Regions from separate parts of the Homo sapiens genome. Here region 2 is linked to region 1. A link is a loop called in an ENCODE intact Hi-C map of the cell type or tissue named here. Cell type or tissue: OCI-LY7. All regions are shown on one strand.

Region 1 (8,000 bases):
GAGCTCTATTAGTCATTTCCTCATCTCACTTATTATTCCAGTTAAACCAAGGCTGAAGGACAGAAAGATCACAAACTTATTAATCTCTGGACAAACCTAGCTCAGGGCCAGAATCAGGAGGGTGAATCTCAGGAGGCTGTAACCCAACTGATTGCAAATAGGATTTTGGAATAACAGTTTCTGAGGTGTCACAAAGAACTGTCAGCCCTTGTGTCTGTTCTCTAATAGAATTTTTACTTTCTTCTATGATCCCAAATTTCATAAACTCATACTATAACTAGGAAGTAGGCAGAAATGTCCTTTTGATGAACCAAATAATCAGAAACTTTTCTAATAATCCTCTTTGTGTATTTTTCCAGCCACAGAACTGAGTCATTCATTACCCAAAGCTAAACCCTGCCTACATGGTAACGCTTTTGTAAATGGGATTCTTTCTCTCTGACATCCCTTTTTCCTGCAGTCCCTTATACCCTCTCAATACCAGTGTGGCTCAAGGGGCCTTCAGTTCTGTCCTAATTCAGTCTCACATTCAAGCTGCACCTCCTTAGGCACCAGAATGCGAGAGAAGGTTGTTCCTTCAGGGAATATTTTCTTTTGGCAGGGCCATGTCACTGAGTCAGGCTTACTAATTATGTCCCAAGGTGGGCTCAGCCTCTGGCCCTTCAAGGAGCTTAGAGAGCTCTGGAGAGCTAAAGGACGCAATTCCACTCAGTTCCCCTAGGGACTTGTTTTGTTACGACCCTGTAGCGGTTGCCGCCAGCCTCCCGTCCCCGGACAGCGCGCCTCTTTCCTCCGCGCGGAATCTCGCCTTGCCGAGAGGTGACAGCGTGGTGCCAGGCCTCGCTCGCTCTCCGCGCCTCCTCGGCCTCGGCGCCCACTCTGGCCGCGCTCGAGGAGCCCTTCAGCTTGCCGCTGCACTGTGGGAACCCCTCTCTGGGCTGGCGAGGCCGGCTCCCTGTTTGCGGGGAGGTGTGGAGGAAGAGGCGGGAACTCTCTTGCGGGCCAGTGCGAGTTCCGGGTGGGCGCGGGTTCCGGGGGCCCCACACTCGGAGCGGCCGGCCGGCGCCACCGCTCCGGGCAGTGAGGGGTTTAGCACCCGGGCCAGCAGCTACGGAGGGGGCGCTGGGTCCCCTACCGCTGCCGGCCCACCCGCGCCGCGCTCGCGTGCTTCAGCCGCCTCCTCGCGGGGCAGGGCTTGGGACCTGCAACCTGCCATGCCCGAGAATTCGCGGTGGGCTCCTGCGCCGCCGGAGCCTCCCCGACGATTGCCGCCCCCTGCTTCACGGCTTCCCGTCCCATCCACCGCCCAAGGGCTGAGAAGTGCGGGCGCACGGCGCGCGGGACTGGCGGGCAGCTCCGCCTGCGGCCCGGGTGCAGGATCCACCAGGTGAAGCCAGCTGGACTCCTGAGTCTAGTGGCGACTTGGAGAACCTTTATGTCTAGCTAAGGGATTGTAAATATACCAATTAGCACTCTGTATCTAGCTAAACTGGTGGGGACTTGGAGAACCTTTATGTCTAGCTAAGGGATTGTAAATACAGCAATCAGCACTCTGTGTCTAGCTCAAGGTTTGTAAACAAACCAATCAGCACTCTGTGTCTAGCTAATCTGGTGGGGACTTGGAGAACCTTTATGTCTATCTAAGGGATTGTAAATACACCAGTCAGCACTCTGTGTCTAGCTCAAGGTTTGTAAATACACCAATCAGCACTCTGTGCCTAGCTCAAGGTTTGTAAATGCACCAATCAGTGCTCTGTGTCTAGCTAATCTAGTGGGGACTTCGAGAACTTTTGTGTCTAGCTCAGGGATTGTAAACACACCAATCAGCACCCTGTCAAAACGGACCAATCGGCTCTCTGTAAAATGGACCAATCAGCAGGATGTGGGTGGGGCCAGATAAGGGAATAAAAGCAGGTTACCGGAGTTGGCCATTGTAATTTGTTTTGTCCTGTTTCACATTGTGGTGGTTTTATTTTTTACTATTAGCTGCTTGGATCTGCATTTTGTTTTGTGAGGTGTAACACTGTGAGGGCCTGTAGTTTCACTCTTGAGGTCAGCGAGGCCACGAACCCACCTGGAAAAACAAACAGTTCCAGATATGCCGCCTTAAGAGCTGTAACACTCATTGTAGAGGTCTGCGGTTTCACTTCTGAAGCTAGCTAGTCGACGAACCCACCAAAAGGAACAAACTCCAAACACGTCTGACTATCAGAAGGAACAAACTCCAGACACGTTTTTTAGAACTAACACCCTGAGGGTCTGCAGCTTCATTCTAGAATCATGCCAAGAACTCACAAATTTCTGACACATTGCTTTTCCGCAGGAGGTTGCGGGAAGACGTACAAGGAAGGGTCGGGATGGTGCTTGAGGTGGTCAGAGCCACACCCAGGGCTGCATTCTCATCAGAGACACCTCTAAGTTACTGCGAAGTCGGAGACACCAGAAAGGAAGACTCCAACGTATTCCGAGAGGAGTGGAGGCAAATGGGATAGACTAGCCCTCCCGCCCGGGATCCCGCGTCTCGGGGAACGGAGACCCGGGCACACGCCACTTGCTTGCTGGGAGGTTCCTTACAAGTTACATAGAGGGGGAGCTTTTCCTGGCCAAACGTGGGTTATTCTCGTTCTCCCTTCCCCACACTGTCGCAGAGGAGGAAGACGTCTTGGTCGCCGTTAAGAGCTAAAACGAACGCCAAGGCTCTAAGTGGCCCTGGGGTCCAGGCTCGCCGGAGGCACCAGCGTGTGCAGGCCCGGAGCGCCGTCTTCTGGGCGAGGAGTGTCATTAGTAACACTTTATGTTGCGGATAGGTGAAAGAAAAACTGACGCTTCGGAGATGGGGTTGCCCAAAGAGGAAGAGAGAACAGCGATTAGGGCCTTAAACCTCACACCCGAACAAATTCGGCCGGAGTTACTGAGCGGCAGGCTCTCTGATGGAGATGGGTGCTTTCAGACTTAAGACGTGAAAACAAAGATCAGCCACTCATGAACGAACTCAAGGCTCACTGAGATGCAACTGCCATGAAGAAGTGGGTGCAGGGTGAGAGGTCTGTCTACCTCCTTAGAAGGACCACTGTGGCTTGTGCAGAGATCCGAAGTTTGTTCTCATTACAATGGGGACGGTGAGTGCTAGTAATGTGGACCATTTTTCAATAGCGCCACCTTGTGGCAGTGACAAAATGGCCGTAGTGGACTTGGGCTCAGGTGCTTTCTTGAGTGTGCAAACTGGTAAGAACTAATTTTTTGAATCAGATTTGGGGATTATTCAGGCAGAAGGGGATCCCTAAATGGAAACACTGACATTTTAATACTGCAAGTGGGGGATGATGAACAGACAAATAACAAGCAATGGGGGGCCACATTTGTGTTCAGAATTCATGGAACTTTTTTTTTTGATTTTTCTATTTCTCATTTTTTTAATGTATGTATTTTGAGGGTACATGTAATATTTTGATACATAACGTATAAAGGTCAAAGATAAGGATAATTTGTGTGTGTGTGTATATATATGTATAAACTTAAATGTCCTTTTTGCTTGGAACGTTCAAATTTTTTTCTAGTTATATCTAAATATATATCAAGCAATCTTTTAGATATTTTGAAATGTCTAACATTATTTTGAGACAGAGTCTAGCACTGTCACCCAGGCTGGAGTGCAATGGCGTGATCTCGACTCACTGCAACCGCTGCCTCCTGGGTTCAAGCGATTCTCCTGCCTCAGCCTCCCAAGTAGCTGGGATTACAGGCATACGCCATCACACCGGGCCAATTTTTATATTTTTAGTAGAGGCGGGGTTTCACCATGTTGGTCAGGCTGGTCTTGAACTCCTGACCTCGTGATCGGCCACCTCTGCCTCCCAAAGTGCTGGGATTACAGGCGTGAGCCACCGCGCCCAGCCAGAAGTGTCTAATAGATTATAGTCACCCTACTGATCTATTGAACTCTGGTTGTCTTTCTTCTACCTAATTGTATACTTATACCGTTTAACCAACCTCTCTTTATCCCACGTCTTCCCTCCTCTTTCCAGGCCCTGATAACCACCATTGTACTCCCTAGCTTCATGAGATCTTCTGTTTTAGCTCCCACATAGGAGTGAGAACATGCAGTATTCATGAATCACACTCATCATGAGCGATCTTCTTGGTTGTTGAATTGGGGTTGCTAGTTATTTTGAGAATTTTTGTATCTATGTTCATCAGGGATTTTGGCCTGTAGTTTTGTTTTTGATTTGATTTCTGACACAGATTTTGCTGTATCCTTGTCTGGTTTTCACATCAGGGCAATGCTGGCCTTGTAGAATGAGTTTAGAGGAATACCCTCCTCTTCAATTTTTTTTAAAAGAGTTTGAGTAGAATTGGTATCAGTTCTCTAAATATTTGCTAGAATTCAGCAGTGAGGCCATAATGTCCTGGGCTTTTCTTTGATGAGAGACTTTATTAAGGCTTCAATTTCATTACTCATTATTGGTTTGTTAGGGTTTCTATTCATGGTTCAATCTTAGTACGTTGTATATGTTTAATAATTTATCCATTTTTTCTATGTTTTCCAATTTGTTGGTGTATAGTTGTTCATATTCTCTGATTCTTTGTATTTTTGTGGTCTGTTATATCTCTTTTTTTTTCTTTCTGATTGATTTATTTGGGTTTCTCTTTTTTAGTCTAGGGAAAGGTTTGTTAATTTTGTCTATCTTCAAAAAATCAACTTTTCATTTCATTGATCAAATGTATTTATGTTTTAGTTTCAATTTCATTTATGTCTGTTCTGATATTTATTTCTTTCTACTAATTTTGGATTTGGTTCATCCTTGCTTTTTTGAGTTCCTTGAGATCCATTTTTAGGTTGATTATTTGAAGTCTTTTCCCTTTTTTGATGTAGGTGTTTATTGCTATAAAGTTATTGTTATGCTGTATTCTGTAGGCTTCGGTATGTTGTATATCTATTTTCACTAGTTTCATGAAATTTTTAAAATTTTCTTAGCTTATTCATTGACCCATTGGTTGTAGGAGCATGTTGATTTCCATGTGTTTGTATAGTTTCCAAGGTTCCTCTTGTTGATTTCTGGTTTTATTCCATTGTGATCAGAAAAGATACTTGATATAATTTTTACTTTTTTGAATTTGCTGAGACTTCTTTTGTGACTTAAGATATGGTCTGTTCTGGAGAATGTGCCATGTGCAAGTGAAAAGAATGTGTACTCTGTAGCAGCTGGGTGAAATGTTCTATAAATGTCAGGCCTACTTGGTCTAGTGTGTAGCTTAATTCCAATGTTTCTTTATTGATTTTCTCCCTGGATAATCTGTTACTGAAAGTGAGGTGTTGAAGTCCCTACTATTATTATATTGGAGCCTATCTCTCCCTTGAGATTTATTAATGTTTGTTTTACATATTTGGATGCTCTGGTGTTGGGTGCACAGATATTTATAATTTTTAATATCCTCTTGATGAATTGACCCCTTCATCATTATATAGTGACCTTTTGTCACTTTTTACATTCCTTGACTTGTAGTCTGTTTTATCTGATATAAGTATACCTAATCCTGTTCTCTTTGATTTCCACTTGCATGGAATATCTTTTTCCATAAATTCACTTTCAACTTATGTATGTCCCTATAGGCAAGGTGGGTTCTTGTAGCACCACATAGTTGGGTCTCGTCTCTTTACCCATTTAACTTCTATACATCTTTTAATTGGAGAATTTGGTCCATTTATATTCAGTGTTATTATTGATAAGTAAGGACTTATGACTGCCATTTTGTTGCTTGTTTTCTGGTTGTTTTGTAACGTCTTTCTTCCTTTATTCTTTTGCTACTGTATTTCTTTGTGGTTAAGTTATTTTCTCTGGTAGAATGCTTTAATTCACTGCCTTCTATTTTTAGTGTATTAATTACAGATTTTTGCATTGGGGTTACCATGAGGCTTACAAAACATATCTTATAGCTACTTTGTTTTATTATTACTTATTATTCTGATACAGGGTCTCTGTCACCCAGGCTGGAGTGCAGTGGTGAGATCTTGGCTTACTGCAGCCTCTACCTTATTGAACTCAGGCAATCCTCCTACCTCAGTCTCCTGAGTAGCTGATACCATAGACACATGCCACCATAGCCAGCTAAGTTTTGTATTTTTTGTAGAGATGAGGTTTTGCCATGTTGCCCAGAGTGGTTTTGAACTCCTGAGCTCAAGTGATTAGCTAGCCTTGGCCTCCCAAAGTGCTGGGATTACAGGCATGAGCCATGGCGCGCAGCTGATATTTTACAAAGATGACAACTTAACTTTGATCACAAAGAAAAGACTAGAAACAAACAAAAAAACTTAAATAACCCCCACAAAACCCTGCCCTTTAACTCTATACCCCTACATCTTGACTTTTTGTTGTCTCGGTTTACATATTTTTATATTGTCTATCTCTTAGCAGGTCACTGTAGCAATTATTGTTTTTGATAGGTTTGTCTTTTAGATTTCATACTACAGTTATAAATGGATTGCACACCACAATTAGAGTATTAGAGTATCCTGGGTATGTCTTGTACTTAATGTTACCAGTGGTTTTTTTCCTCAAATATTTTCTTTATGCATGTTAGCATCTTTTTCTCTTAGATTGAAGGACTTCATTTGCCATTTATTTTAAGATAGGCCTGGTGGTAGTGAATTCTCAGCTTTTGTTTGTCAAGGAAAGATTTTATGTCTTCTTCATGTTTGAAGAATAGCTTTTCTGGTACATTAATCTTGGATGGCGGTTTTATTTCTTTTAGCACTTTGAAAATGCCATCCCACATCTACCTGGCCTGTATAGTTTCCATTGAGGAGTCTGTTGCCAGAATAATTGGAGCTCTTTGTATGTTATTTACTTCTTTTCTCTTGCTGCTTTTATTTTTTATTTTATTTTATTTTTTTTGAGACTGAGTTTTACTCTTGTCACCCAGGCTGGAGTGCAATGGTGCTATCTCTGCTCACTGCAACCTCTGCCTCCCGGGTTCAAGCGATTCTCCTGCCTCAGCCTCCTGAGTAGCTAGGATTACAGGCACCCACTACCATGCCCCACTAATTACTGTATTTTTAGTGGAGACAGGGTTTCACCATGTTGGCCAGGCTGATCTCGAACTCCTGACCTCAGGTGATCCACCTGCCTTGGCCTCCCAAAGTGCTGGGATTATAGGCATGAGCCATGGTGCCCAGCCAACTTTTGTAATCCTCTTTGTCCTTGACCTTTGAGAATTTGATTATTGTATGTCTTGGGGTGGTCTTATTTGGGTTGAATCTGTTTCATGTTCTCTAATCTTGTACCTAGATACTTATATATTTCTTAAGTTTGGAAAGTTTTGAGTTATTTCTTTGGATAAGCTTTCTAATTTTTGCTCTTTCTGAATTCCCTCTTGAGCACCAATCATTCTTAGATTTGTCCTTTTGAGGTACTTTTCTATATTATTTAGGTGATCTTCATTCCTTTGTATTCGTTTCCCTTTTTTCTCCTCTAACTGTATTTTCAAATAGCCTGTCTGAGTTTACTAATTCCTTCCACTGTCTGATCCATTCTGCTGTCGAGAGTCTCTAATAAATTTTTCAGTTTGACAAGTATATTTCTCAGTTCCAAGATTTTTGTTTGATTTTAAAAAATTATTTTAATCTCTTTGTTAAATTTCTCTGATAAATTTTTGAATTGCTTTTGTGTGTTATCCTTGAGTTCACTGAGTTTCTTTAAAACTGCTATTTTGAATTCTTGGTGAGAGAGCTCACATACCACTGTCTTGCCTAGGGTAAGTCATTGGTTCCTTGCTTTGTCTGTTTGGGGAAGTCATGTATATTAGTCTGTTCTCACACTGCTATACAGAAACACATGAGACTGAGTAATTTATAAAGAAAAGAGGTTTACTTAGCTCATGGTTCTGCAGGCTGTACAGAAAGCATGACAGCATCTACTTTTTTTTCGCCCTCTTGGTCTTGCCTTCTTTCTGACATCACATGGAGTCTGCAGTCCAGGTTTTCCTTGGCCCTAGTAAATGAC
Region 2 (8,000 bases), 570 kb after region 1:
AAATACAAAAATTAGCTAGGCATGGTCTTGAGTGCCTGTAATCCCCGCTACTTGGGAGGCTGAGGCAGGAGAATAGCTTGAGCCCAGGAGGTGGAAGTTGCAGTGAGCAGAGATCGTGCCATTGCACTCCAGCCTGGGCTATAAAACGTGACTCTAAAAAAAAAAAAAAAAAAAAAAAATTAGAATGGTGGTGACATCTTGAGGGGTGACAAATTGAGAAAATTGAGAGATCAGGGAGGGGCACACAGAAGCTTCTAAGATACTTGAAACATTTGCTCAGTTCCTTAACCTAGTTGTTTAAATATGTAACAATATTTTGAAAATTAAAAATATATTTTAAGTGAGAAAAGAATAATGGGAAAAACAGGAAGAAGACAGAGACAATGGCAGAGAGTCCTGGCAAAAAGGGAGATGTGATAGAGCTTAATACAAGATGGGGACCCTGTAAGAGGAAGACATTCCTGCCATCCTCTGAGCTCCATGGCACGTTTGTGGTGTGGCCCACCATCTCATCTCCTCCCCTCATGGCCTTCCTAAGGTCCTGTAAGACCCTGAGTCCTTGTCTCTGACCTGCCAGAGTGGCTTCAGTCTCCCACCCCCAGCCCTCAACTGACCTTCTATGCCCCAATACATCTCTATTTTAAGGAAAAAGTCCAGTCACCTCCTCTAGGAAGCTTTCCCTGATATACCCAACCAAATTGGTCAGTCATCCTACAGAACCTTTACTCTCATTCACCCAGTACATTGGTGTTACTGGCCTTTAAATTTTGGACTCTCTTTTTGGTGGTGTCTGAAAGACTACAAGATTTAGGGAGAGTGATTCTTGGAGTCTTTCGATAATGTTCCTGTGAACCCTGGTGATTTTAACATGCTTGTGGCCACTCTTGCCTCCTACTTGTAAGCTACTCATGGCAAGGACGAAGCATGTGGACCAATTTCCACCCCTCCCTGAAAGTCAGTTGGTTCAGAAACTTAGGTTGCTAAAAAGGCCAGGGCAACCAACCTGATCTCTCTATAAGTAGGGATATCTTAAAACAAAACAAAATCTCTCTCATAGATAAAACACTGTCTCTGATAAGCTTACTTGCAAATGAAAAAATACAAAATAAATGGAATGTACAGAGTTCTATAAAATTCATTCAACCAATAGAGCAATAATTGAGCCTACAGAGACAACTTATCAGAAAATTCATTCAATATACCTTACGAGATCATCCAATAGATAAGAGACAACTCTAGAACAGCATTCAGAACATAGTGGCACTCAATAAATTTCCCCTGAATGAATGAATTAATGAATTAGTGCATATTTTAATCAGCCTCCTTTGCCCTCACCCAGGAAGTCAGAGGCACCAGTGTGAGTATCCATCTGCTGTCCAGTACATTCATGGATTCCTCACTCTCACTAGACAATGTTTGACCAGGAAGAACAGGGAATGAGAAGGAGCTGCTGGATGGTGATGAGCCTTGGAAAGGGAGGCTGGGCGAGCAGAGACAGAAGAGAAACACCTACCTGCTGTGACCTCACAAACACCCAGGCTGAGTTTTGATAAGACAGGTTGAATCACACTGGAGTGACAGCCTCATCCCTCCAGGTACAAACAAGAACAGGCCATGGTTAACCAAAGCTCCACACCGGGCTTCCTCCTTCTGGGCTTCTCTGAACACCCAGGGCTGGAAAGGACTCTCTTCGTGGTTGTCCTCACTTCCTACCTCCTAACCCTAGTGGGCAACACACTCATCATCCTGCTGTCTGCGCTGGACCCCAAGCTCCACTCTCCAATGTACTTTTTCCTCTCCAACCTCTCCTTCTTGGACCTCTGTTTCACCACGAGTTGTGTTCCCCAAATGCTGGTCAACCTCTGGGGCCCAAAGAAGACCATCAGCTTCCTGGACTGCTCTGTCCAGATCTTCATCTTCCTGTCCCTGGGGACAACTGAGTGCATCCTCTTGACAGTGATGGCTTTTGATCGCTACGTGGCTGTCTGCCAGCCCCTCCACTATGCCACCATCATCCACCCCCGCCTGTGCTGGCAGCTGGCATCTGTGGCCTGGGTCATTGGGCTAGTGGAGTCAGTGGTCCAGACACCATCCACCCTGCACCTGCCCTTCTGCCCCGATCGGCAGGTGGATGATTTTGTCTGTGAGGTCCCAGCTCTAATTCGACTCTCCTGTGAAGACACCTCCTACAATGAGATCCAGGTGGCTGTTGCCAGTGTCTTCATCTTGGTTGTGCCTCTCAGCCTCATCCTTGTCTCTTACGGAGCCATTACCTGGGCAGTGCTGAGGATTAACTCTGCAAAAGGGCGGAGGAAAGCTTTTGGGACCTGCTCCTCCCATCTCACTGTGGTCACCCTCTTCTACAGCTCAGTCATTGCTGTCTACCTCCAGCCCAAAAATCCCTATGCCCAAGAGAGGGGCAAGTTCTTTGGTCTCTTCTATGCAGTGGGCACTCCTTCACTTAACCCTCTCATATACACCCTGAGGAACAAGGAGGTAACCAGGGCATTCAGGAGATTGCTGGGGAAGGAAATGGGGCTCACACAAAGCTGAGGGAGAGCTGCTTAATGTGCTTTAAAAGAGAGGAGATTCTATGTGCTTTTATCAGAAAGTTTGAGTTCCCTGCCCCTCTGCCTTCTTCACACCCATTACATTGTGGGAATGGATGAAAGCCACATGTCTGTGTGTGTGCATGTATGTGTGCAAGAGACAGCGACTGAAATGTAGTAAAGGGAGGTATCTTTATGCGAAAAATTATAGGCATCAAGTATATTTTATATTTTTTTCTACTTTAAGTCTTCGCCTCCATAGTCATGTTCCTACCTTTATCACTTCCATTTTTAATTCCCCTCCCTTGCCATATCCCCACTATTCCTTCACCTCCAATTCTAATTCCTACCATATCTTCTTTGCTTCTCCCTCATGTTTTTCCCACTTCACTATATGTCTGTTTTGTATTCTCATTCTATTTTATTCCTCAAATAACAGCAAAAGAGAAGGGGAAGCTGAAGCCCAGCTAAGTTCGGAAACTCACCCAAGAACACACAGTGTCCACAGCATCAGAACTAAAATCCAGGCCCCATAATTTTCAGTCAGGCAACTCTCAAATACACACTGTTGCTTTCACACCATAATCAAATATCCCAGTATTTCAGGCTTGAGCCTTACAAAGGAAACTTAGCTTCTTCAGTCCTATTTCTTCTCTTACAATGCCCACAAATCGCAGGTAAAGGAGCAGCCAAAAAGACACAAAAATATCTTCATGTTTAGGCTGGCACATTGTGGACCTTGGTGTCATCTACCGGCCAAATATGGTATTGCATGTGACATCCCAGACTTCTGCTCCAGGGTCATCCGAACTGTACTTTGCTCAAAGACATAGATATGGTTATGATACTATAAGCATTTATGTAATTGTTATGTTAACCCAAGTAACACTTAAAGTACAGATGCTCCTTGACTTATAATGATGTTACCTCCCAAAAAACCTATCATATACTGAAAATATTGTAAGTTGAATATGCATTTCATACACCTAACCTACCAAACATCATAGCTTAGCCTAGCCTACCTTAAACATACTCAGAACACTTACATTAGCCTACAGTTCAGCAAAATCCTCAATACAAAGTCTATTTTATAATAAAGTTTTGAATATCTCATGTAATTTACTGAATACTGTACTAAAAGTGAAAAAACAGAATGGTTATATTGGTACTCAAAGTACGGTTTCTACTGAATGTATCTCTTTTGCATTATTATAAAGTCAAAAAATGGTCAAAGTCAGGAACCCCCTGCAATTTACACATATTGACTTATTTAACCCTTATAACAACACTATGAAGCAGATAATATTATTATCCTTTTTCAGAGGTAAAAACTAAAACACAGAATTTATGTTACCACTTGCAAATGTGCAAGACAGGATTTGAACCCAGGAAAACTGGCTCCAGACTCCTTGCTCTTAACCTTGCCTTTTGGTAAAAATAATGCCTCCCAGGCCCAGGTGAAAAGCTTCAACTTCTCAACAAGCTTTGAGGAAATCATTTCAATCTAAAACTATATCTAAATGATCCCCCAGCCGAAGGGGTTTCACTTCCTTAAAATAAGAGTTTTTCAAATACTTCAAAGCATAAGAAACAACAGAACAATAAAACTTTTGGAAAAAGTTGTGTTACAGTTCATTGTGTGTGTGTTTCTGGCTTAGTTCACCCACTAGATTTCAGGCTCTCAGAAGGCAAGGACCAGAATTTTGCATAAAATTGGCACCCAGTTTTATAAATGTATAAGTGAATGAATGAATGAATGAATGAATCTTACTCTCCAAAGAGAATATATAAAAGGTTCTGGGGTTCCAATCCCACATACGCTGTCTCCCAGCTTTTCCCTGGCAAGGGCAGCAATACCAAATTCCCTTTTGAGTACACGCCGATAAAATAAGAAAAAGGAAAATCTTAGTTTTATTTCTAGTTCCAACATAAAATGATTTTGATTCAACATTTATCCTGGCATCAGCACAGAACAGCAACATTAATTCTATTATAATCCTAATCTTTATCCTAGCCATCCTTGTGTTAATCTTATTGTCTCCTTGACCTCGTTATTAGAGCATATTCTAATCTTAATGTAGAGCCCCCATTTTATATTTAATAATCCTAATCAGTCAGGCGCAGTGGCTCACACCTATAATCCCAGCACTTTAGGAGGCCAAGGCGGGCGGATCACGAGGTCAGGAGTTCGAGACCAGCCTGACCAACATGGTGAAACCCTGTCTCTACTAAAAATACAAAAAAAAAACTAGCCTGGCGTGGTGGCGTGCTCCTGTAATCCCAGCTACTTAGGAGGCTAAGGCAGGAGAACCTGGGAGGCGGAGGTTGCAGTGAGCCGAGATCATGCCACTGCACTCCAGCCAGGGCGACACAGTGAGACTCTATCTCAAATAATCATAATCATAATCATAATCTCAGCCCTACAGGTAAGGCTAAGCTTAATTCCACTTTTCAAATCACTGTAGTAAGACCTTTTTTTCATGACCCCCTCTATCTGCTTTCTCTTACTGGCACCTAGAAATGTCTACACTTTTCTCCTGTTTATCATCTCCCTACAGCCAGAGGCTATAATGTTTGTATATAGTAAAATCGTTTCTAGACTGACTCTAGGGGAAATGCAACAGAGAATTAAATAAAGCAGTCTAAAAGAATCTGCTTTGTTGAATAAATGGTTTAACATAGGACTTAGGACTAACATCTCTTATCCTAAATTCATTGTTTCCATGTGACAGTCATCTATTGGATACTCTGTGAGAAAATCCAATATAAAGTTACTCAGTCACAACCCCCACAATGTCCAGTGAAAATAGGGATGGTCAGGCACATAGTGCCAGCATACATGACAGTTACACAACTGAATTGGAGCAAATAAGAGTCTACAGGAATACAGAATTAAAGAATAATGTGTGTGAGTGCTTGGAGCGGCAGTGATCATGGAAGCCTCTTAGAGGTTTGAACCACAGAAGAGTAAACAAAATAAGAAGTATTTGCTGACTGTGTAGAAATGAGATGATGCAAAGACCCCCTTTTTAGGGGCTTGGGGACTCCTAAGCATGGAAATAAAGCAAAATCCTGTGTTTCTTCAAGGAAAATTCCAGGCACCTAGCTGGCTCTGAGAAATAAGTAGCAACTTGAAAAGCAACAAGGTAATAGCAGCCTAAGACAATAGCCAAGGAAGTTAAGCGTTCTGAATAGGTTTGCTTTCCTCATAGAAACTAAAGATAACCTCTTAACATATGTCTCTGCGTTGTCTCTCAGAAACTCGGAACCCCACCAAATGAATCTGCTGGCATAGACCTCAGAGGACAGGAAAATGACTGAACTTTATAACCATCATCCTTTGTTCTAAGTTTCTTCCTGAGGAGCTTGGAGAAAGTAACACCTTCTAGGCAGTTAACATTTTTCTACTGGACCCCAAATTTTTAAACAAAGGTTCTCTTCCTTAACTAATTGCAAATTTGGGGTTTTTTTGTTTTTGTTTGAGACAGGCTTTTGCTCTGTTACTTAGGCCAGAATGCAGTTGCAGTCGTAGCTCACTGCAGCTTAACCACCCAGGCTCAAGCAATTCTCCTGCCTCAGCCTCTAATTAAAAAAAATTTTGTGTGTGTAGATACAGAGTCTTGTTATGTTTCGCAGGCTGGTCTCAAACTCTTGGCCTTAAGGGATCCTCTCTCCTTGGCCTCCCAAAGTGCTGGGATTACAAGCATGACCCACACCTGGCCAGAAAAATCTTTGAATCTACCTATAACCTGTAAGTCCCTGATTCAAGATATCCCACCCTTTTAGATCAAAACCAATGTGGAGGCCGGGCACGGTGGCTCACAGCTGTAATCCCAGCCCTTTGGGAAGCAATGTGGGCGGATCATGAGGTCAGATCAAGACCATCCTGGCTAACACGGTGAAACCCCATCTCTACAAAAAATACAAAAAAAAAAATTAGCCAGGCGTGGTGGTGGGTGCCTATAGTCCTAGCTACTCGGGAGGCTGAGGCAGGAGAATGGCATGATCCTGGGAGGCAGAGCTTGCAGTGAGCCAAGATCACACAGCTGCACTCCAGCCTGGGCAACCGAGCAAGACTCCATCTCAAAAAAAAATGTGGAACCTCTATGCACTGATTTCCAATGTTCCTTGTAGCTTCTGCTTTTCTGAAATTTACCCCTGCCTTTTTTTGTTTCCTGTTTTTTGAGACAGGGTCTTGCCGTGTTGTCCAGGCTGGAGTGCAGTGGCATAATCATGGCTCAGTGCAGCCTCAACCTCCTGGATTCAAGGGATCCTCTCACCTCAGCCTTCTGAGTGGCTGGGAGTACAGGCATATGCCACCATATTTGGCTAATTTTTTTATTTCTTGTAGAGTTGGGGTCTCACTTTGTTGCCCAGGCTGTTCTTGAACTCCTAGGTTCAAGTGATCTTCCTGCCTCAGCCTCTCAAAGTGCTGGGATTACAGGTGTGAGCCACTGCACACTGCCTTACCCCTGCCTTTAAAAACCCATGTTACAATAGTTAGTCAGACACGAGCAGGGCAGGAAAGGGCCTCCTTCCCCACCAGGAATGTCAGGCAACCATCAGGTGATAGGCGGTTGTTAAGCTGTCTCTCTAAAATAATCATTGGTCACAGCCTGTGCCAGGGAAAAACAGTCTCCCAATAAATAGAAAAACCTGAAACTAAGATCTCAGGAGTTGGGCAAGTGGGCTCATGCATGGGCACTAAGGGAGAAATGACAGCATTTAACTGGTTTATAACCTTATAGGAACACTCCCTGGTAAGGGAAGAATGCCTCAAGTCAGCATGCATACTACTCCAGTAAACATACCGTGCATGCAGCCCCTCCCAAGCACTAGCAGGCCACTGTACATGCAGACAGCCCACCCCAAGGGAAGATTCAGGGGAGAAGGGACCCTGGAACCCTGCCAACATATAAAACCCTAAGTCAAGGTCAAAACCACGCACTTGATCTCTCAAGTTGCCTGCTTGGCCCCCTTCCAAGTTGGCTTTACTTTATTTTGTTCCTGCTGTAAAGCTTTTTAATAAACTTTTACTCCTGTTCTAAAATTTGCTTCGGTCTCTTACTCTGCTTTATGCCCCTCAGTCAGATTCTTTCTTCTGAGGAGGCAAAAATTGAGGTTGCTGCAGACCTGTACAGATTCGCAGCTGCTAACATATTTTCATGCCATGTAACTCTGATACATTCTGCCGCTAATACCCTTGCCTGCAAGACATCAGGGAGGCCAGGACTTGAGTGTTTAGCTGCCTGGTCCTCCCTGCGTAGTGTCCTGCAACAAATGCCTTTCTTTCTATTGGTGCAATCCTTGGTGTAAGTATCTGGTTTTATTGCACCAGGCAAGCAGACCCCAGTTTGGTTCTATAACAGAAAAGGCTAAAGACAAAAATAAGCATGTTGTGCATTAAGATAGGGAGATGTGGGGGAAGGAGTTACACCGAGGAGCAAAATG

Evidence for each region. A loop is a pair of places that touch in the nucleus more often than their neighbours do. Peaks named below come from ENCODE experiments on the same cell type or tissue, not always from the same donor. Only the 100,000 strongest peaks of a DNase experiment are listed, where the experiment ranks them.
Region 2: a loop joins it to region 1, with 3 times the contacts of the local background. A loop is called at or near these places in 20 of 110 quality-filtered maps.

What each region holds. Positions count from the first base shown.
Region 1 is chr6:29,014,139-29,022,138 of GRCh38, forward strand. LOC105375002 (a long non-coding RNA gene) reads right to left here. Exons shown (of 4, transcript XR_926667.3): 4 at 7,845-8,000. Among named protein-coding and RNA genes, the nearest start is that of ZNF311, 13 kb to the left of the region's middle. In OCI-LY7, CTCF peaks have their summits at 3,150 (motif pointing left) and 3,351; DNase peaks (open chromatin) are centred at 2,163, 2,773 and 3,143; H3K4me3 peaks cover 1,375 bases; H3K27ac peaks cover 901 bases.
Region 2 is chr6:29,586,331-29,594,330 of GRCh38, forward strand. It overlaps OR2H2 (olfactory receptor family 2 subfamily H member 2), which reads left to right. Exons shown (of 2, transcript NM_007160.4): 2 at 1,340-4,170. The coding sequence starts at 1,615. The coding sequence ends at 2,553. Among named protein-coding and RNA genes, the nearest start is that of OR2H2, 5.2 kb to the left of the region's middle. In OCI-LY7, CTCF peaks have their summits at 3,306 (motif pointing left) and 3,512; DNase peaks (open chromatin) are centred at 3,301 and 4,101.